Linked DNA regions of Mus musculus: all the other regions are linked to region 2. The links are chromatin loops, found by intact Hi-C in ENCODE. Cell type or tissue: gastrocnemius. All regions are shown on one strand. Region 1 overlaps 2600014E21Rik (a long non-coding RNA gene). Region 2 overlaps 2600014E21Rik (a long non-coding RNA gene). Region 3 overlaps Hoxd10 (homeobox D10). Region 4 overlaps Gm38462 (predicted gene, 38462).

The links. Hi-C counts contacts between places; a loop is a spot of excess contacts. Peaks named below come from ENCODE experiments on the same cell type or tissue, not always from the same donor. Only the 100,000 strongest peaks of a DNase experiment are listed, where the experiment ranks them.
Region 1: it touches region 2 in a loop (4-fold over the local background); 20 of 42 quality-filtered maps call a loop at or near these places.
Region 3: a loop joins it to region 2, with 6 times the contacts of the local background. A loop is called at or near these places in 23 of 42 quality-filtered maps.
Region 4: a loop joins it to region 2, with 4 times the contacts of the local background. A loop is called at or near these places in 28 of 42 quality-filtered maps.

What each region holds. Positions count from the first base shown.
Region 1 is chr2:75,150,474-75,155,473 of GRCm38, forward strand. The region is part of intron 2 of 2600014E21Rik (a long non-coding RNA gene); the gene reads left to right. Among named protein-coding and RNA genes, the nearest start is that of Gm13652, 15 kb to the left of the region's middle. In gastrocnemius, CTCF peaks have their summits at 694 (motif pointing left) and 2,223 (motif pointing left); DNase peaks (open chromatin) are centred at 717 and 2,229; H3K4me3 peaks cover 1,184 bases; H3K27ac peaks cover 1,482 bases.
Region 2 is chr2:75,309,594-75,314,593 of GRCm38, forward strand. 2600014E21Rik (a long non-coding RNA gene) reads left to right here. Exons shown (of 12, transcript XR_001783367.2): 9 at 1,424-1,549; 10 at 2,998-3,418; 11 at 4,286-4,454. Gm39857 (a long non-coding RNA gene) reads right to left here. Exons shown (of 5, transcript XR_866459.3): 4 at 3-124. Among named protein-coding and RNA genes, the nearest start is that of Gm34401, 27 kb to the left of the region's middle. In gastrocnemius, a CTCF peak has its summit at 2,841 (motif pointing left); a DNase peak (open chromatin) is centred at 2,834; H3K27ac peaks cover 1,133 bases.
Region 3 is chr2:74,692,164-74,697,163 of GRCm38, forward strand. Hoxd10 (homeobox D10) reads left to right here. Exons shown (of 2, transcript NM_013554.5): 1 at 1-561; 2 at 1,928-2,943. The coding sequence ends at 2,205. Among named protein-coding and RNA genes, the nearest start is that of Hoxd10, 2.8 kb to the left of the region's middle. In gastrocnemius, a CTCF peak has its summit at 2,065; a DNase peak (open chromatin) is centred at 2,107; H3K4me3 peaks cover 1,868 bases; H3K27ac peaks cover 1,565 bases.
Region 4 is chr2:74,700,245-74,705,244 of GRCm38, forward strand. It overlaps Gm38462 (predicted gene, 38462), which reads right to left. Exons shown (of 2, transcript NR_164327.1): 2 at 2,759-3,378. It also overlaps a transcript of Hoxd8 not described here. Among named protein-coding and RNA genes, the nearest start is that of Hoxd8, 2.7 kb to the right of the region's middle. In gastrocnemius, CTCF peaks have their summits at 2,157 (motif pointing right), 4,590 and 4,908; DNase peaks (open chromatin) are centred at 2,157, 3,854 and 4,593; H3K4me3 peaks cover 1,549 bases; H3K27ac peaks cover 1,314 bases.

The sequences.
Region 1 (5,000 bases), 160 kb before region 2:
CTCAGGTAAACTCATTCCACAGTCCTTTCCACAAGCGAATTGAGGTTCTGATTTAAAACAATATATCATTGCCTTTTGTTTATGTTTTGATTAATTTCTTTAAAATACCATTATGAGATAATGTACCTTCGTCAATAGCATTTAGCTCAGATTAACTGTTTTAACAGGACCAAAGCCATGATGGTCTCAGACTGCCCCTAACTAGATCTTCAATTGAAGAGAAAAGAACTTGACTGGAAGAAGAGCTGACTCTCTCCTACTGACAGCTGCTCCACCACTCTCTTTTGTCTAAGGAAAAACATTTTCTTTTCTATGAGGTTTAGGCTTTTAAGACAGGAAAAAAAATCTAAAGCAGAAATTTGATTTTTTTTTCCTTTTGAGTGCAGGTGCCAAACATCTACAAGTATAAAATGATAGCGCTGTGTAAAGCAGACTTGCTGGGACACTGTTTATGGCACACACAACAGCTATTTGGATATGGAATTGTAAATAGGAAAATGTGTGATGCTCTTAAATCTAGTAGCAAGAGGAGTCTTGAAGCAAGGTTTATTATACCAATGCTTGAAAAGCTCTAGCTTTTTTTTTTATCTCAGTACGTTAAATTTTTGTGTTTGCAACAGTATTTTAGCTCTGGAGCTATTTATCTGGAAGCATCTTTTGGGGGTGGGGGGAATGGACAGATGTCCATAAACAAAGGGCGCCACCTGGTGGTGAAGAAGCGGTAAGAAATGTTGATTTCCGGATATTGCTTCAAAGACAAACAGATGGAAAGGCTGTCGTGTGTGTGTGTGTGTGTGTGTGTGTGTGTGTGTGTGTGTGTGTGTAAGAAAATGCATTATTCATCAAATTTGGAACTTGGATTCAAACGTAGTTCTAGTTTTCCAGCTAATACTATCTGACATTTATTTCCTATTCAATCCTTCAAAATTTACATTGCAAATATTTTATTCTCAATACATATATCTGAACAGATAAAAATATGACCACAACACATTAAGAACAATCTGAAGCAAAGTGCCCACATCATCTAGGCACCTTACTTTCAAGTTGAATGACCTCCCAGACAAATTTAAACAAAGGATGCATTTGCTGCAATTCGAGGTTGTCTCAGGGTGGCTTTGTGGCTCACCTAGTCGGAGAGCTGCAAAAGGAATGTGGTACACAGCTTAGTCACCACAGGGAAGAAGTGGCTTCAGACCCATGACTAAGAAGCAGGAAAATGTTCATTTGAAAATGTCATCTGTAGCTGAGGCGTTGAGGAATTTAAATCTAAGTATCGCGACTCTTCCGCCGCCTCAAACTCTAAAATTAGTCCAGGAATTACATATATCAGATGCTATGCAAAATGTAAAATAGGTTTGCCATTTATGGCTCTCTACGTAAGGTGTAGATTAAATCTTCAGCCTCCAATAAAATTGTATTTCTGTAATAAAACTGCTGCACCTTGACTCACGACTACATTGAATTCCAAATTAAACACCCCATTTACTGTACTGTAACAAGAAAAAGGGTTTGCTACACTGAACAATATTACAGATAGGGAAAATGTCTTGCATTTCACCTTACCACCAACATAGAGCTCACCTAAACAGGCCCATTCCCCACCCCTTTTATGAAATATAAAACATAGGAAAAAAGGAAATGTGTAGGCTTTGTCTTTCATTGCTAAAATTTATATTCCTTCCTAAATGAGCTAAATCAGCCTAAGTGGTGAGGCCTCAAAACAAGTCAATCAAGTAGGGTATTTACTGCAAAATGTCCTACTACATTTCCCAGATAACTCAGGCTTCTAAGCAGAAACATCTGGTATGCTAAAGGCTAGGTACATTTCCTTATGCATTATATATAATGCAGGCACTTTCCCCATAACATACACGCGCCATTCACTCTGCCATACACACAAGGCTGCAGAATCCACGGACGTCTCAAACTCAGGAATTATGGTCTAGTTAATCTCACTCAACATCGATTTTGAAGACTGAAACCTGATGTTTATTTTAGACAGCCCAATAGGGCAATTTTTCTTGCTACCATCCTGTGACCTAGCCATCACTGACTTCTGACATTTGGAGAGAGGTATCACTAGAAAGAGAAACCACAGATGGTGAGAACAGAGAGCCAGCTAAGCTGAGGCTGCTTCCTCTCAACCTCTGAATGGCAGTCATTAGGTCGAGGAACTGAGGGTCTGCTTCTGGTCCTTCTCCCATCTTGGGAAAGCGCCCTCTAGTGGACTGAGGCAGAAGTGTTCTCTCTGGATGTCACACCCAGGTCTTCACTGCATAAATACAGTCCCTTCCCCCGTGTCAGTCAGACATTATTAACCTTCAAGCAAGACACAGAGAGATGGATGTTGATCACGAAGGGATTCCTAATCGAGTTTAATGATGTAGTACACATCTGCTAAAAATGCTAATTGGTATGTTTCATTTGATAGGTGAAGGCAGGAACGGTCATAGATTTAATGGTTCTGGTGGGAAGAAGTTGTTACCAAGAATTCTGAAGTTAATATGAGGGAAAAGTTAGAGGTCTCTGTGTGACAGGAAGGTAATTTTGGGCTTCAGACATTGGAAATTTGAGCCTTAGTGTTGGCTCAGCTCATGGAAAGAGAATTCCAGTCGGGAAGGACTCACTCACAGCCGGAGTTAAGGTTTCCTGTCATCAATGTGTGTCTACTCGGAGGGATCCAGAGGCCTGTATCGTTGTGGCACTGAGCATTGACCTTTTTGGTAGCTTCAGCCTTCCATGCTTCCTTTAATGGCTCATTGTCACTTTTTGCCAACATGTAAAAAAAATCACGGGAAGAATAATTCAAATATTTAGCTCAGAATCAAGAGAAAGACTTTTTTTTTTAATTTCCTCAATTGCACTGTCATTGATGCATGAAGTCATTAGCTGTACCATGGTGGAAGTAAGGTCCACTTTATTGTCCCCACAGCCCTGAAACAATGGCATCTGAAGTTCTGTTGTCTGCTCTGGTGTTTGGCTGCTTGACCTGGGGTCCTTATGGGGCAGATAGCCACATAGCAGTGGATGATGTTGGACATATGAACAATGTCTTCAGGATACACTTGGAGTTGGCTTTGATTTCTCTAAACTCTGGGACTCCATCTAGACTTGTTCTAGAAGGTCATGTTGTTGCCTCGTTCTGACTTGGGAAGCATTCTTCTGCCGTGGAGCTTACTACTTGAGGGTGAGCCATGAGAACTTTCTTAGAGTTTCTGTAGTGTACATATTTAGCCTACATTTAGAAAATTTCTAAATACAAATGATCACAAATGTCTCCTAAGGAGCTGAGCTTAGGTAGATACTATTGGTTTGACTGTACCATCCCAGGCTCTGAATACAAATGGCTCTTGTCATCAGATTTTTTTTTACAGACTTCTATAAAATGGATCCTGTGTAGAGGAAATAAAAATGATTCCTAGTGCTAATATGAGATATGATATCAGTGACCAGCATTATTTTCCCATCAATAATGATAATTATACTAATTAGTCCAGGCATCACACCTGTGCACAGCTCTTATCCTTATTTTACAGATGAAGTAGCCGAGACACCAAAGGTTAACTGCTTGCCCAGAGCTATATAGCAACTCGGATAGCAGCACATTCCACAAAGCCACGTTGGCTGGACCACTACACATTCTTGCCTCCTTGGCAATGCAACAATTATGCCTCTCTTCCAAGAAGGCAAACTACTCACTGCTTATCTCACAGGAGGTTGGTGTTGATGGGAAGCAGAGCAGAGAGGTCGCCTGTTATTGGTTTGAAATTGCAACATCCTCATATTCCTACCGTTGTCTCCACTTTATAGGTTAAAGTTACATCGGATAGCACAAAGTTCCACACAGACACTCTGAGCAGAGTCAGGAGGCACCCTTGCAAAGCAGGACACTGCCGAGGTGGGGCAGATTCTAGTATATCCCGAGTTTGAAAGGAGAGTCAACCTTGAGAGGTAGGACATTCTATTCTTGAGTCACAGAAGAGTATGGGGGGTCTCCTCCCCACCCATTTAAATACTTCAGCTAGAATTGCAAGAATGTATTAAGAGGCAGGTTTGTATGCATGTGTTCAGAGAATAGTGTGGAGAATTTATCCTTTGGGATTAAAAAAAAGGCAGCAACAACAAACTTGAGAACAGCTGGTTCTGATACAGTCTGATAAGAACGTAAACAGGAAAATATCTTTGTTGACTTTTTTGTTGGTAATCAGTAAGGATTAGTTATTGTCTAGAGATGAATTCCAGATTTCATAAGCCTGGCTGTGAACAGCGCCTACAAAATGAAAGTAAATATCCGACATGGGTGAGGAATGGAGGGGGACTTGGGAGGAACCCTCCTGGTTAACATTCTTCTTGCTTGATTGAAAGAAGCAGCACTTAGAGAAGATCATTTCTGTACTCTTCGTTGTTTCTTTTGTCATAACGTGATTTAGAAATATTATACCCTACAGACGAGGCCCTGAATAGGTTCATTTGAAAAGGGGTTTAACGTTTCTCTCTGGCTTAGAGAGCCAATGCTCTTTTAATTGTTTTTTCTTTCCTCCTCTGCTTGGGTGGGGTGGTACTCTAGACATATATACAAAGTATCTCTTTGGAAAATGAGCGAGTATTTGCATAATAAACTCGTTACATTTATATGTCACAGATTTTCTTTATTGAGAGTTACTTAGGTTCAGTAAGTCACTTCCTGTTTGCCCAGCCCTGTGCTAGGCTATCACAACACCACCATGGGACGGAACTTTCTGCTGCTACTTAGCCCTATACTTTAGACCGTGAGACAGAGGCGTGAGTGAGTAACTACCTCTGCAGAAGACGAAAATGTCCAGACAGGAGGGAGTAGAAGGATGAATTCCTTGGGGGAGCAGCAAGTTTTACAAAGGACTTATTAGGGCTGCTGTTGAATACTGTTCCAACGGCGGACACACCCAGGTTTCTGCAATGACGTCACGAAGAGCAATGGAAGTTTATGCTTCCAGCCAGTACTTTGGATCAGCTAACGG
Region 2 (5,000 bases):
ACCTGGCTTTGCTCAAGCCCCCAAGTGCGGTGAATTCTAGACAGCACCTAATATTTAGTCACAGCATTGTCGAGAACATCTTTGCAGTCCTTGCCAAGGTCTGTCACTGAATGTGTTTATCCAGCTGCATGGCGAAAACATAATACACAGTCATCATTTTACTCAGTCACCTACTCAATATTTTCTTCTGTGATTAAATTAGCTCATAAATATTACACTTTTAATGCCAGAAAGCCCTGGCTCATCCAGTTGAATGCCTGCTTGTCCACTTTCTGAGGTTGCCAAGCATTGGGCCACTTCATTATGGAGCCTGAAATGATGAGAATTATTGCATTTACTTAACATGCACAATAGACAGCAGGACCCTTCCAGGACCCCCATTTACTACGTTAGGCAAGGCTTTAGAAGAACTGTAAGAAGTACAGAAGAGCTAGGAGGGCTGTGCTGGATGTGATTTCGACCTATAAAAACAAAATCTGCCTGGTTTGTCTAAAGCCAAAGACAGAAATGCTGGCTCTTTTTTTTTTTTTTTTTTTTTTGAAGTAGGCTGGCACAAGTAGAGTTACACACACACACACACACACACACACACACACCTTGCCATTGCTTCTGTTGTATTCACCACTAGTGTAAGCACACAAGATATAGACGCTGTTTCCACTGTTGATTGCATACTTGAAACTCCCTCCTCAAAAACCTCTATACCCAGTCTAACTGTTTTTGAAGTAGCTTACAGACATCATCTTTATATTTGTCTGCCTTTTCTAAGTTTTTCAAACTGAGGGCAAGAAACAGCCTTTGCCTTCCCATAGCAACTCTGGTGACAACAGTGAAATCCATAGCCACATAGCTTCTGGGACCCTGGAGGCGTGAATCTTATTCTATAGGATCCTCATCGAATCACCTTCTAGATGAAATATTTAGAGATGGAACTGTATGGCCGTTAACATCTCAAGAATTCCATCCAGATTTGTTCAGTCATTCTGGGAACAGCCTTGGTTAGTGACTGCTCGTAATGTCAACGCTTCTGAAAACTTTTTTATGGTCATTTTATTGTTTTTATATCAAAACTAAAACTTAAAGGAGCTTGAAAAGTAGGTTTTTAGATGATCACACAACGGCCTGGTTTCAGTTCTGTGCTTTTTACTTTATGTGCACAGAAATTAAGCAAAATCCATATTTGAACAAAGACTCTGGATACAAATGAGCCTTGGCTTCTGAGACTCCTCAGAGCAGTGACTAGCTGGAGTGTTTGAAATGCATTGGCCCTGGGAGGCGAAGAAGTTATAGCAAACAACATATGGGCCTTAAAATCTGGAACTACCCAAGACAGAACAAGAGAGTGATTCTCACTCTACTTATTCCTTATTTTTTCCCTCCCGAAGATAAATAACTTATAATCATATTTTATTCTCATCTTCAGAGAAATATCTTGAAAGAGCCAGGTTGGTCCAGACCTGCTGGCAAGCCTGCAGCCCCATCCACCGATTACCTAATACACTTGTGACATCTGCTTTCCTTGTTGTGAGAAAACACAGGGAGGAAGTGTGTAAGTCCACTGAATTGTTCCTGACTCCTCTATTCACCTTTCAGCATGCAAGTTCCTTCCCTTGGCGTTGATATCATTATGCATTTGTCAAAGATAGACTGTCACTTTAGGGCCTCTATTATGCACAAGAATTGGCAGCAAATTTTGCCACTGGGATTTGCTTATGTCCTCTGTATGTTATTGTACTTCCCTGGCATTCAGTAAATTCCGTACACCCACTCCTTTGATGTTCATTCCAGCCCCTAAATGTGGAAACAATGACTGAAATTTTGGATCAAAGCATCCCGTAGACGGCAGGCAGCATAGCTCTCTGATAATTCACTAGAACACAGAGTTCCATCCCTCCCCCCATCTAAAAATCTAGGCCAGTAGTCCCCCAAGCCCTCTGGCTTCCCCAGGCCAAAGGCACAAGAGGAAGTTAAAGAAAACAAGCTCAAAGTTGGAGTCAAAAGAAAGACACTGAACTACACAGCGCCATTGAAGCTCATGGTCATATGGAAGGCTGACTGCTGTACCATCTGTTAATCCATTTCTCTTCACTGCTTTAGCTGGGCAAGGTCTCCCCCCCCCCCCCCCCCAGCATTTGAACACTCTCCAGGTCCAATTTCTGTATAACGTCAGCTGCACAAAATGACCTATATTTGTCAAAATAAAATTTTAAGTCCCGAAGTGTCCATGGAGTATATAATGGTAAAACTAAAAAAATAAAAATAAAAATAAACTCAAGAACTAGCAAAATTTCAACAAGTGATTTTTGCAAACTGGAAGCTGCCTGGAGCATACATTTAGTTTGCTTTCCTCTGGGCAAAGCCAGAACAAACTATGACTTCATTGCCTTTATTTCACACCTCAAGTTTGACTCCATTAAGAACTAAAGCAGGTAGCTCCCTAAGACTGCTGGGAATCAGATGAGTGAACAGATAGGAAACTGTTGGAAGCTATTTGGGGGGTCGGGGAGGGCACCTTATAAATCCAGGGCGTCTATAGCTTAATTTTTGCCTTATTCCACTTGGAATTTAGAGTGTGCTCATTACAATCAATATATAATGTTGGAAACCATCATAAAAGGATAACTCTCCTTTTAAATATACTGAATTGTTTGAGGACCCTCATCTGGAAAGATGAGAATTCTCAGTGGAGAGGGACATTTGAGATTTGGACCAACTTCTCCAAAAGGGAAGACAGTCTACAAGTCTGACGGCATCTGTCCAGTCAAAAGGTAACCCCTAAAAATCTTCAAAACCCGATGCCGGGCTAAGTGGAAAGGTTTTCCACCAGATGTATGCAACAGTGCCATCCAGCGGCTATCGCAATAATTACAAGTGTATCTCATTTTTCAAATGTAACCTGTTTTATAATCATATATTCTTATTGTTTTAAAATTTAAAAATCGTTAATTTTAAAATTGAGGAGTATCTCTGATTCCCCTAATCCATCTGTTTCTGCAGGTGCAGAAGGGGTGATGCCTGACCTACACACCCGGCAATACCAGAAGTTTCACTACCTTCCGTTGGTAAACGCTTCAGGGAAGGCTCTGCAACCCTGAACGTGTTTTATTGTAGAACCTCACTAGGAAACTCATCAGTATTTATTAAAGATGAATTAAAAGAAGGAGGAAAAGGAAAAACGGGATAGTGAAGAGAATAGATGAATGAAAAAGAAGCAAAGGGAAGAGAGGAGGAAGGGACAAAGAGGGCAAGAAAAGAGAAAAGAGAGATGAGAGACCAGGACTTCCCACCTAACCTTACCAAACTTTTTCAGTTGAGCTTTTAATGGGATACTATTCCCAAGAGGAAATTCAAAAAGAAAACCACCTTGAAACATCCTTGCTTTTAATTGTACTCTTTCAACTGCCAGGAAATTAATTAGGTAAGACAAAAAGAAAATTTTCTACCTTAATAAAAAGAAGCCAACACCCAGGAACAACTGTCTTTGCTTGAGAACAGTGTTACGTGTACAAAGCTGCCTACAAAGTGTCTCCCGCCTGGCTCAGGCAAGAAACTGGGACAGAAGTCTGTGATGTTATACCAGCCTGGGAGTCGTGCATGGTCATGTCAGTGTCGAGTGCACCAGGCGACACAGGGACATGCCAGGCACCGCTCCTCCAGAGAGACTTGCCAGGTATACATGTTACCTCTCTCCCTTAGGCTTCACAGACTCGGCGGCCTTCCTCCAACCACCTGTCTCCTTAGGAAGTTTGAGAGAACTTTCTCCTCTGTGATACAAACAGTAACCAAACAAAGCAGTAAACAATCCAGTGTGGAAAGCACATACTAAAGCTAAGATTTAATGTCACTGAAATAAAATCATAACAACAAAAAACTCCAAGTACCCTTTCTTTGCATAATGTATTTCAGGTGTCCAGCTACAGAGGCCAAGCCTGTGATTTACATCAAGCAAAGAGTCCTGGGAGAAAGAGGAGGAAAGACCGCCTTTGCCTGGGACAAGATTCCTATTTGTGTCAAGGAGAGTTAGGGACGAGATGGTTGAGGCAGAGCAGCTGACTGCAGTCTTTATCCAGTTTGCATTGCTTTGGGGAAAGCCTTTTAACTGCAAGCCGGATTGTCCAGATGCTGGGCTGTCCGGATGCTGGATGGTCCAGATGCTTTGTCGTGGTTGTTCCCTCTGAGTTTCCTCTGCCTTCTGGCTCCTCTTAGTCACCTTCACAACAGGGCTTTATCAGGACTCTAGAGCATCGGGCAAGCTCAGGTCTCACCTCTCCTTTTAATTCTGCAGGAGTCTATGCCATGTACTCCAGCCCTGCATAGAATGAGTTCTGGAGTTCACCTGGAGCCCACGGAGAGTGGATGTGGAACTTTTCTGTAGAACATAGGAGCCGTCTGTACCGGCACAGCTTCAGCCAGCAATAAGCATTACCAGCTCCTGCCAGAGGAGCAAGAGGCAGGTACAAACAGTTGGTTTCTTCTCTACTTAAGGAAAAAAGAGAAAAGAAAAAAAAAAACCAGACCTGTTTTGCAAAGTTTTCTTTGGTGCGTTAGGATATGAGAAGAATGGGGAGGGAGAAGGAAGAAAGGAAGGAGGAGGAAGGTGAGGAGGAGGAGGAGAGGAAGAGGAGGAGGAGGAAGAAGAAGAAGAAGAAGAAGAAGAAGAAGAAGAAGAAGAAGAAGAAGAAGAAGAAGAAGAAGAAGAAGAAGAAGCTGCAAATTCAGTCACATGGCATGCATATCCTCTCCTCGACCACACATTTTATTACAGTATATAATCCAATAATCCAGTTAATTTCTTTGGAGAGATGTTATATATACAGGTGACATTTGGATGGAATCACAGGCTGTAAACCTGTCCACTCCTATCGGGGTTTAGAATACAGAGGAAGAACCTGTTTTACAGGCTTCCTAGAATTTTTACATGGTCAATTGCCTTGCTTTTGTATTCTGGAACGTATCAGAGCATCCGCATGAATATATACTTTTGCATATGCTTATATATG
Region 3 (5,000 bases), 620 kb before region 2:
TGAACCACCAAAATATGGGTATGAATGTACATCCTTATATACCTCAAGTAGACAGTTGGACAGACCCGAACAGATCTTGTCGAATAGAGCAACCTGTTACACAGCAAGTCCCCACTTGCTCATTCACCGCCAACATTAAAGAAGAATCCAATTGCTGCATGTATTCTGATAAGCGCAACAAACTCATTTCTGCCGAGGTCCCTTCGTACCAGAGGCTGGTCCCCGAGTCTTGTCCTGTTGAGAACCCCGAGGTTCCTGTCCCTGGATATTTTAGACTGAGTCAGACCTACGCCACCGGGAAAACCCAAGAGTACAATAACAGCCCCGAAGGCAGCTCCACTGTCATGCTCCAGCTCAACCCTCGTGGCGCGGCCAAGCCGCAGCTCTCGGCTGCCCAGCTGCAGATGGAAAAGAAGATGAACGAAAGCGCGAGCGGCCAGGAGCCCACTAAAGTCTCCCAAGTGGAGAGCCCCGAGGCCAAAGGCGGCCTTCCAGAAGACAGGAGCTGCCTGGCTGAGGTTTCCGTGTCCAGTCCCGAAGTGCAGGAGAAGGAAAGCAAAGGTCGGTATGAACAGAGTTGCCACCCCAGCGGGGCGTGCAGTCCGGTAAAACCTCGAAAAGGGAGCGCTCGGGTGCCCAGAGCAGAGCCCGGGCAGCGGAGCCCAGAGCCCATACTCCGCAGGTGCTGCTCCACCCGGCTTTTAGAAGGGATATCCCTGCCTTGAAAGGGTCGGGGCTTCTCTCCCGCTGCTCCGGCCAGACCTGGCCCCAAGCTGATGGCGCCTGGGCAGAGGACAGGCTTGCCGGGTTTATCAGTCTTGAGCCAGATCCGAAATACAACAAAAGAGCTAAAAGGAGACCAGCCGTTTGTAAACAGGGCTCCAGTGCCCGCTTTTCTTTGGCTCAGATTTGCAGCCCTAGTTTTTGCCTTGAACCCAGGGATCATTTTAAGGTAGCCTAAGACACCGTGTTTGTGTTCAAGGGTTTGCACCCCGCATCCTGCGATCTAAGAGGGAAAGGAAATGGTTTGGCCTGTTGGTGCTTGGGTGGGGAAGCAGAGGTAACCTTGGCTTTGTCTGGCGAAAGTGCCGCAGGCTTTGCAATCTTCTACAAAGGGGGCAAAGGCGGAGGAGGGGGAGAACAGATCTGCATTGCCCACCTAGGGCTGGGGTAATGCAAAGAACCAGGGATATGGGTTTCTAAGAAGGAATCTTGAGCCCCCACGCCCATTTCTGCAGTCTGTCCCTCACTGTCTACCGGGTGAGCCACAGAGTTACATTTCTGGAGGAAGGCTTTTGTGTGAGAGCAAAGAAAAATTGAGGAAATTCTGGGGGGAAGGGGGGAACTGTAACAATGCCCAGTCAGGGTGGAGAAGGGATCCCTGCTTCCTCATTATCTCTTGAAACAGCCTGCATCCCTATAAACCTGGTTGTGGATCTCCTTGTCTGCCTAGGAGGGGTGGGTAAGAAGCGGCCGACTTGGGGCCCTGGAGCAGTAGTGAGATACTGGTAGATGAAGCAAGCTATGGTTCTTTCTGGTGGCCTGACGGCTTAGAATGTTTTTGGGGGGACGGAGGAATCCTGTAAAGTTTGCTATTATAGTCACATTTTGTGCAAGCCAGAAAAGTTGTGTAGGAGAGAGAGAGAGAGAGAGAGAGAGAGAGAGAGAGAGAGAGAGAGAGAGAGAGAGAATATGAGGAGGCAGCCTCTGGCACAGAATATCCTTTCATTCATCGTGTTAAGTATTTAGTTCTAAATTGGTACCAATTTACAATCCCCTTCATGCCCACCTTCGTAAGTGATGTTTAATACCAGCATTGTCCAAAGCAGCCCATCTGGCAGCAGGGTCATGGCCAAGGGTATATTTGAATGGACTGAGAGAAAAAAAAATTCTTGATTTTTTTTTCTTCTCCCTTTAATTTTGTTAGAGGAAATCAAGTCTGATACTCCAACCAGCAATTGGCTCACTGCAAAGAGTGGCAGAAAGAAGAGGTGCCCTTACACCAAGCACCAAACGCTGGAATTGGAAAAAGAGTTCTTGTTCAATATGTACCTCACCCGCGAGCGCCGCCTAGAGATCAGTAAGAGCGTTAACCTCACCGACAGGCAGGTCAAGATTTGGTTTCAAAACCGCCGAATGAAACTCAAGAAGATGAGCCGAGAGAATCGAATCCGAGAACTGACCGCCAACCTCACCTTTTCTTAGGTCTGAGGCCCATGTGAGGCCAGGATCCGAGAGGGGGCACCGAGTTCCAGGCCTGAGTGCTGGAGGACTGGCAAGGCGGAAACAAACCCTTCATTGCTCTTTGGTTTTTTTGTTTTGTTTTGTTCTGTTCTGTTCTGTTTTCCTGCTAGAATGTGACTTTGGGGTCATTCTGTTCGTGCTGCAAGTGATCTGTAATCCCTATGAGTATACATATATATATATATTAAAAAAACTTAGCACGTGTAATTTATTTTTTTTCATCGTAATGCAGGGTAACTATTACTGCGCATTTTCATTTGGGTCTTAACTTATTGGAACTGTAGAACATCCATCTAAACGTATCCATCGCATCCCACCCATCTATCCCGCCAGCAATGTGACTTTTCCATGTTTTTCCTAACATAAAAGTTCTCTGTGTGTGGTTAGCCCATGAACTCATGGCATTTTGAAAACATCCAGTATTTAAAAAAACAAACAACCTATATCTATATATATTTCAAAAGATTAAGAAAACCCACAAGCTTTGGGGGGAGGGGGACTTTAAAAAGCACATTACAATGTATCTTTTCACAAATGAACTTAGCAATTGTCCTTGGTGAAATGGAATATTGATGACTTATGCCTTGTAGCCTTTCCTTGTGGTGCATCTGTGGTTTGGTAGAAGTACAAGCGCAACCTGTGCTTTTCTGTGCATGTTCTGGTCGCATGTGTAATGCAATAAACTCTGGAAATGGGTTTGTTCCTTCTGCTTTCTGAAATGGAAATATACGTTTTGGTGGAGAGGAAAGCCTTTGGGGAGGGTTTCTTCTGACCAAACTGCTCTTCAGGGGGCAGTGGACTAGGGGACTGGGAGGGGCAGGAGAAAGGAGATGGGAGGAGAAAAACTGGAGAAGACCTAGGCTGTTAGAATATGGCAATGATGGGTTTGAGAAGGGTTCGTGATTCAGCCTGAGAGCTCAGTCTTCATAACTGGGAAGACCGTTCTCGCCTCTCCCACCCCCTAATCTTATTAATATAATTGTATTCTCAATGGGATGAGCTTCCCTCTACCCCTGAGCCTGGTAAGTAAGAACCCACTGCAGGCTTTTGCCTCCAGTCCCCCATTTGTGTGTTTTCTTCTCTTTGGTTTTGGTTATGTTATTTTTAATGCTTTCAGTGAGCTCTTGGTGACTTCTGGCTGGGGAAGCCATCTTCAGGGGCTAGGTTGAAACTAGTAATGCCCACCTGGAACCTGGCTGGCCTCCATTGCAGGAACAAGCAACAGCTTAGCAGGGCACTGGATCCAATTGTGCCCCCCCAAGTCCCTTTCTCTTTCCCACCCGCCCCAAGCTCAAGACAACCAGACCCAGTGAAGCCAAGGTTGGGTGAGTTTTCTCATTTTATTCTACCTTGGTTCCTTTCTGAAAAGGATTAATATTCTGCCATTGCCTTTGAGTGGCCCACAGTAACTATTTAAAGGAAAAAAATGAAACTATTCCCCCAGTCAAATCTCTCACTATTTAATTACAAAATGTTCATTTGCAGCCACTGTGTCTGAGCTGTCAGGTGACTGAAAGCAGTTGCAAGTGACCATGACTGCTCAACAAGTCTGTCCAATGGGCCTTTTACATACATGGGTTGGAAAATTCAAACCAACGTCTGTAGAATCCCTGTCATTGAGCCCACATTCATCTTGTGCTACCAGGAAAAAGGGAAGAGGTGACTGAACTCGTTGCCCCAAGTCTGGCCTGTGGTTTTTAACCCATCTTCAAAGAATTTCACAAAACAGGATCCCCCCCCCCCCAACACAGGCCCTTTTCCTCCCAAAGAACGGTGCATTCAGCGTCTCTGAGCTGCCTCGCCCCATCCAGACAGTCTTTGGGATGCTCGGTACTGATTTTTTTAAACCTCCTCTCCCAGACCCCAAATCCTCTCAAATTCCAAGACAGATCCCTTTAGGGACGTATTTTTCTGAGGCTAGCAGAGAGAGAGAGAGAGAGAGAGAGAGAGAGAGAGAGAGAGAGAGAAGTGTCTGATTCCATTCTAGCTTGAGAGGACTGGAATAAATTTGCCCCTGACTTACCTTGGATGGGCAAAAGAAGTAGAGTGATTTTAACCTCTGCGTTTCTCCCAGCGATGTGGGGAGCGCCATTAGTTGCTGATGGGGGGAAACCTGTGCTACAGGAAAGGGCAGGCCCCCTGAAACAAAATCAGAAAGCCATTCGCCAAGGCAATCAATCAGGTCCTAAGTAGCCATTTACCCCCTTTCTTGGCGGGGCTAGAGGTGGGTTGGGAGCCCTCCAAGGGTGCTCTGGGCAACTTGTAGAGCGAGGAATATGTCCTCTCAGCCGCCGCTGGCGTGCGGCTTTTGTCTCGGCTCCCAGGCAGGCTTTGTACCATGGATTTGGGAGTGACAATGGGCATTTCTCTCAGATTCAAGGCTGCCCGGCCTTACCTCTCAAGGGGAAAACTGGAAAGGGGGTGGATCAAGGACCTGTTCTTTCGTCTGGATTTTGAAGACATCTTCAGAATCCGTTTGCAGGCACGTGTGAAAGGCACGCAGCGAACCTACCCTCGGAGATGCGGTTCCTGCAGGCCTCTCTGAGGCTGGGCTAATTCCGGCTAGTGAGAACCGGTCTCACTGGCCTTTAGGTTTTCCCCTCTGTGGCATGTTTTCTTGCAGGGCCATTCCAGAAGGCTGGGGAAAGATGAGGCACCATGGCCATCACTGTCGGCTCCTTGGGACTCCAGTGCTCACCACCCATGCGAGGGCAGAGAGACAGCCCTTGGAGGCCGCCCCTTGGAAGCCATGCTGA
Region 4 (5,000 bases), 610 kb before region 2:
CATAATCATCAGACTGTCCCATCCCTGAAAAGGGACACGTTGCTAAAGGTTGGCGGTCCGAGCACCTGGAGGGTCTCTGAGACACCTTGAAGCTTCCGATTGTGTAAGCACACCTGGCGGGAGAGCACAACTTTGGAAGGTGTCTTGGTACTTCCACTATCCTGTAGCCAGGGCCACAATGAATTCCCAGCCTTAGGCCCTGGGTGAGCCTCTCTGCAGAGCCACTGGCGCCAGGAACCAGGCACCCTTTTGCTAAAGCTTTGACACACCGCACCTCTGGCTTACTTCTATCCTGGAGACCCAGCCGCCAACCCCCATCTCCAAACAAGCGAAAGGGCACTCTGGAGTAACTCCCCCAGGCCTGCGAGGCTGGCTGGCTCCAGGAGGTCCTAGCCGGTTGGACAGTGAGCTTCCACCCCTCCCCACCAAAGCCCCAAAGTGACCTTAGCGGACCAAAATGGTCAAGGCTCTCCTCCCCATATCCTTCTCCTGCCGCCCATCCCCTTCAAACAGCTTCTGTGTATGTTTAGCCCCCAGCTTGGCCCTCTGAGGCCGCTTTGAGAGGCTAAAATGAAGGTCATTGTGAGGGTTCAGGCGAATCACTGGCGTTGTAGGCCCTAGAGGAGGCCGCGGCGCCGGACAGCCTGGGTTGGGCGGAAGGAGGGGGTGATGGTAGAGATCTTGGGGGATCCTGATGAAAGAGGGGGACTCCAAGAAAAAAGCAGATGGGGGCTGGGAGGGAAAGCCAAGGGCCAGATCCGGCCGAAGGTGCTGCATCCTCCGCCCCTTAGGCCAGGCGGATACCTACAGCTCTTTGAAAACAGGAAGAGCCAAGGTGTCATAAAGCCATCGAGCCGGCGAGACGTCTGGAGGTAATGAGTTTACGACAGCCCAGGCGCTTCGCTTTGAAACCATCTCATTTTGATGTTTGTGGGAGGAAAGAAAAAATGCAGACAAAACTGGGTCTTAAAATCTGGACAATAAAATATAAACAAGACCTAGACCAAGAAGGAAAGGGCTTAGAAGCCCCCCAGCGAGGTGTGAGCATCCAGAAAATAAAAATGAGAGGTGATATATTTCTGAATTTTAAAATGGGGCGAACGTTAGAGATAGTCTATGGCGGGTAGCTCTTTAATATTTTGACTGTGGCCATGATCTATCTGGTTCTTTTAATAATAAAAGTGAGACAATAATGTCATTCTGCTGTTACTTGAGATGGCCTGGAGTGATCTTGGGCCATTTACTCAAGCAAGCATCTCTTAGAATTATGTCTTGTGAGAAAGGGGGGAGTTACACCCCTCTTCACACCAAATTTCAGACAAAAATATAGAAGTTTGTTCACTTATTACAGATACAGTCATTTAAGCTAACTTGGCAAAAACATTTCTGAAAATGAGAGACAGAAATTTAGCAAGAAACACACTGATTTGGTAATGCTTGTTTGTTTTTTTAAAAAGACAAATAGACCGCTTATCCAATTCGGTTCAGTCTGTCACTTATACAACCTAAAAAAAAAAAATCTCATTTATTGTCTGGAGAAATTTGAATACACATAAGCCCAACAGGGACTTTCCGGACAGGCGCTCGAGATGTAGCAAAAGCTTCTAATTTGACTTTAATCCACCCCAAATTATCCAGTTTAATGGGCCCAAAACATTACAATTAGAAAGTTGAATTAGCAAATACTGATGATTTAATGTTGTGAGTAACAGCTTTTAGGAGAAAAACAATAATATTTGACTTCCAGAAAATTTTTAGCTGTCAAAATGTCTGCTTTCTTTGAAAAAAAAAAAGTCTCATCAATTAATATTCTTAAAGTTTTGATTTTTGTTAAACCTTGCTTGTCCTATAATTGTGCCTAAAAAACACAGCTGGGAGGTTAAAGAATGGGGGACTTGCGGTGTCTGGCAAAAGACAGGCTGGAAGCTTTTGGCAAACACGCTACTTGCAAGTTCTTGCGAGCACAAATGAGAATTTCCTCTGTATTCAGGAGCCCATGGTTGCTGCACTTGACTTGTTGACAGTCAAAGAGATGAAGCAGTATTAATGTCAGCGGTCCAAACCCAAGTCAAACTAAAGAATTAAGATTAGAATTGGTTTGAGCCAAATGAAAGGAAAATCAAACTCGGTTGGCTTGCGACCGCATTTGGCCACTAGAGAGCGCTGTTGCTCCACTTTCTGATCTCGTAAAGCTAGCGTTGTGGTGCAGGAAGGTTTTGATTAAAAATATTTACAATCTTACTTTTAATCTTAAATTAGGATAAATTTAACAAAAATAAACAACGTGAACTATTAAATTCTCAAGCCGTGCTAGTAAGGCATAAAATTTTGGTTCAGTCAGCATTTCAGAAAATCTGAACCGTTGTGCAGAAATTATAAACCGTAAATGCAGTCCATCAAAACAGAAATGTGTAAAAGCAGAGATATTTATGAAGTTAACCAGCTTTTCTTCTTTTCCGACAACAGACAGAATGCTTAAATAACATTGAAAAACCCACATTATTTTGCCATCAGAGAAAACGTGTTGTTGTGTTTTAAAAATTAGGCCTGAATCTGTAGAAATGACGGCCATATTCATGGGCAACCTCCCAAATATATGGAGTTTTTAAAAGTGCCGTGTGTTACTGAGATCTGGGTCCTCAAAATTCCCCCCCCCATTCCATTCCCAGACCTATTCATTCAGTCAATGTCCAAATACACCCACGTTCCCCTGAACATCCAGGCCAAACAGTAGAATAAAAAGGGCACAGTTACCGAGTTTTGCTCCAAGGCTTTATTGAAAAGAAAATCATTTCATTGCACATTTGCAGGGCAGAAGTTCAAATCCTAAAAAGTCAGAATCAGTTGTTAAACTTCGCATTTGAAGGATACTTGAAAGAAAAACGAAACCTAATAAAACACCCTTGCCCTTGACCACCCCCAATAACACGTCCCCTATACTCTCTAATGTAAATTTTAATAACACAAGTCTTTATCATCTATAGGGTCATCAATAATTTGTTTACCTTCACCACTTTTAGCTATTCCTTGTCGAAATAATTGAGTTATACATTACTAACGAAAATGCCTTTCTATGATGACCTTATTTATAAAAAGGAGATTCAGACCTCTCGGACTGACCTCGCGATTCTTTCCACAGGGGCTGAACAACCCCCGCAAGGGATGGAAGGTCGTTAAAATTCTGGCCTCCTGAATCTTTGAGTCCATCTGGGTTTTTAGGCATTTGTATTTGGCCGTGGGAGGTCAGCACGGTGTGATTTAGTGTAAGCTGGAGAGTCTTTGGTGAGCTGGGGTGCATCTTCTAGGTCTGTCCTCAAGATCAGAGAGCCTGGTGTCCTCCCGGCACCGGATTATCCCAAAGGATAAAGGGTTCAGCACCTAAAGGGGGAGGGAGGGAGAGGAAAGGGGGTAGAAAGATGAGAGGGGGAGGGAGAATAAGAATATCAATATATTTTTATTGGATATTCAAACGAGAGGGGGAAGATGACTGTGTAGGGAAGCGATTGTTGGTGTAAAGCCACGCAGATTTGCACAGGTGCCACGGTAAGGGCACTGCCTAGTCCAGAAGATGCTAATCCTGGACTTCTGCAGATGACACTGCGTCTCTTCCTTAACGCCCACAAACCAGGCTTCTCTTGACTTCCGAGCCTTCTCTTTATTTCTCTCGGGAAAATCAAGTTTATGCTAAGGCCTGCATCCAGTCTCTGGCAGTTCTTTCCCAGTGGTGTGTGAGCTAAGGTCGTTAAGCACAGGACAGGGAAGGTCTGCCTGCAGCTGCCTGGAACCAGCACGGTCCGAAAGCGGACTGAGGAATTCAATTTCTCCTGCCCCATCCCCCGGCCCCCGCCGCGCTCCACCCGGGACCACAGCCCGCCCGAGTCTGGGCGCCTGGGTTGGGACCCGGGAGCCCTGCGCCCTGCCCTAGGAAATGCCACCCACCCCGGCATGATTCCTTCTTCCCACTGGGAACGTTTCTGCCACTCTTCTCTTCACTCTCTCAGCGACACTCATGTCCCCTTCCCACATTCTCTCGCCTCCCCCTCCCTCCCTGTGGCCAACACTGACGTCTATCAAGGGTGAAATGATGGAAACTATATTCATGGGCATGATTTCCATTAAATATCAATTAACCTGGGAGCCTCAACCAGGCATGCAGTGCGTCAAGGGTAAATGTACATCTCATTTCCACAGGGCCTGCTTGGCTGGAAAAAGCAGGACTTTGATTCGCTTTGATAAGGTCAGGATTCGGAGGCTGGATTGTGGCTTTTTAATCAAAACCACTTAGCTAGGCCCAAACAAATGCAAGGACCAATCAATCCGTCAACCTCGCTCGTCCACAGTAAGAAATGCAAAAAGAAAAAGGAAAAAAAAAAAAGCCACAGCCAGTCTCTGCTGGGCAGATCCAGGAGCCTTGCTGGAGGAGAGACCGTCTGCTCCGAGGCCTCCTGGGAGTGACCACCCCGCCTGGCCCAAGGCTAAGGTTCGGCCGCGCCCCCTCTCTGCGGACCCGGGGGGCCCCCCGCGAGCCCTTGGCAGTGCGGCTTTATGGGCCCCCTTTAAGGCTGGCGGAGGCATCCCGGGGCCGGCGTGCGGCGTCCCGTCCGGCGCAGGGGCCGCTTCGCCGCCGGCGGGATCCCTCCGCGCGGTTATCTCGCCCCCCATCTCGCTCCCTCTCCTCGCAGTGGCGGGGCGCGAAAATGCCTCGCCGGCGCGCACCGGGGCGGCAGCCTCGGCGGCGGCGGCGACAGCGCTGGGAGGGGGCGGCGGGGGGGAGGGCTGAGGTGAGAGGTGGCACCGGGCAGAGGGTGTGTTCTCTTTTCGTCTCCCTGCAGAGCGGGGGCTCGGCAGCCCCAGCCTAAGCGTCTCCCCCGTGGGCCGCGCGCACTCTTTTTTTTTTTTTTTTTCCCCTGGTCCGGGTGCGCTAGGGCCGCCTGGAGCCGGAGAGGAAACTGGAGGCCGCGGGGCAGGTCGCCCGGGCGTCCGCGGTTCCACTGCGGCCC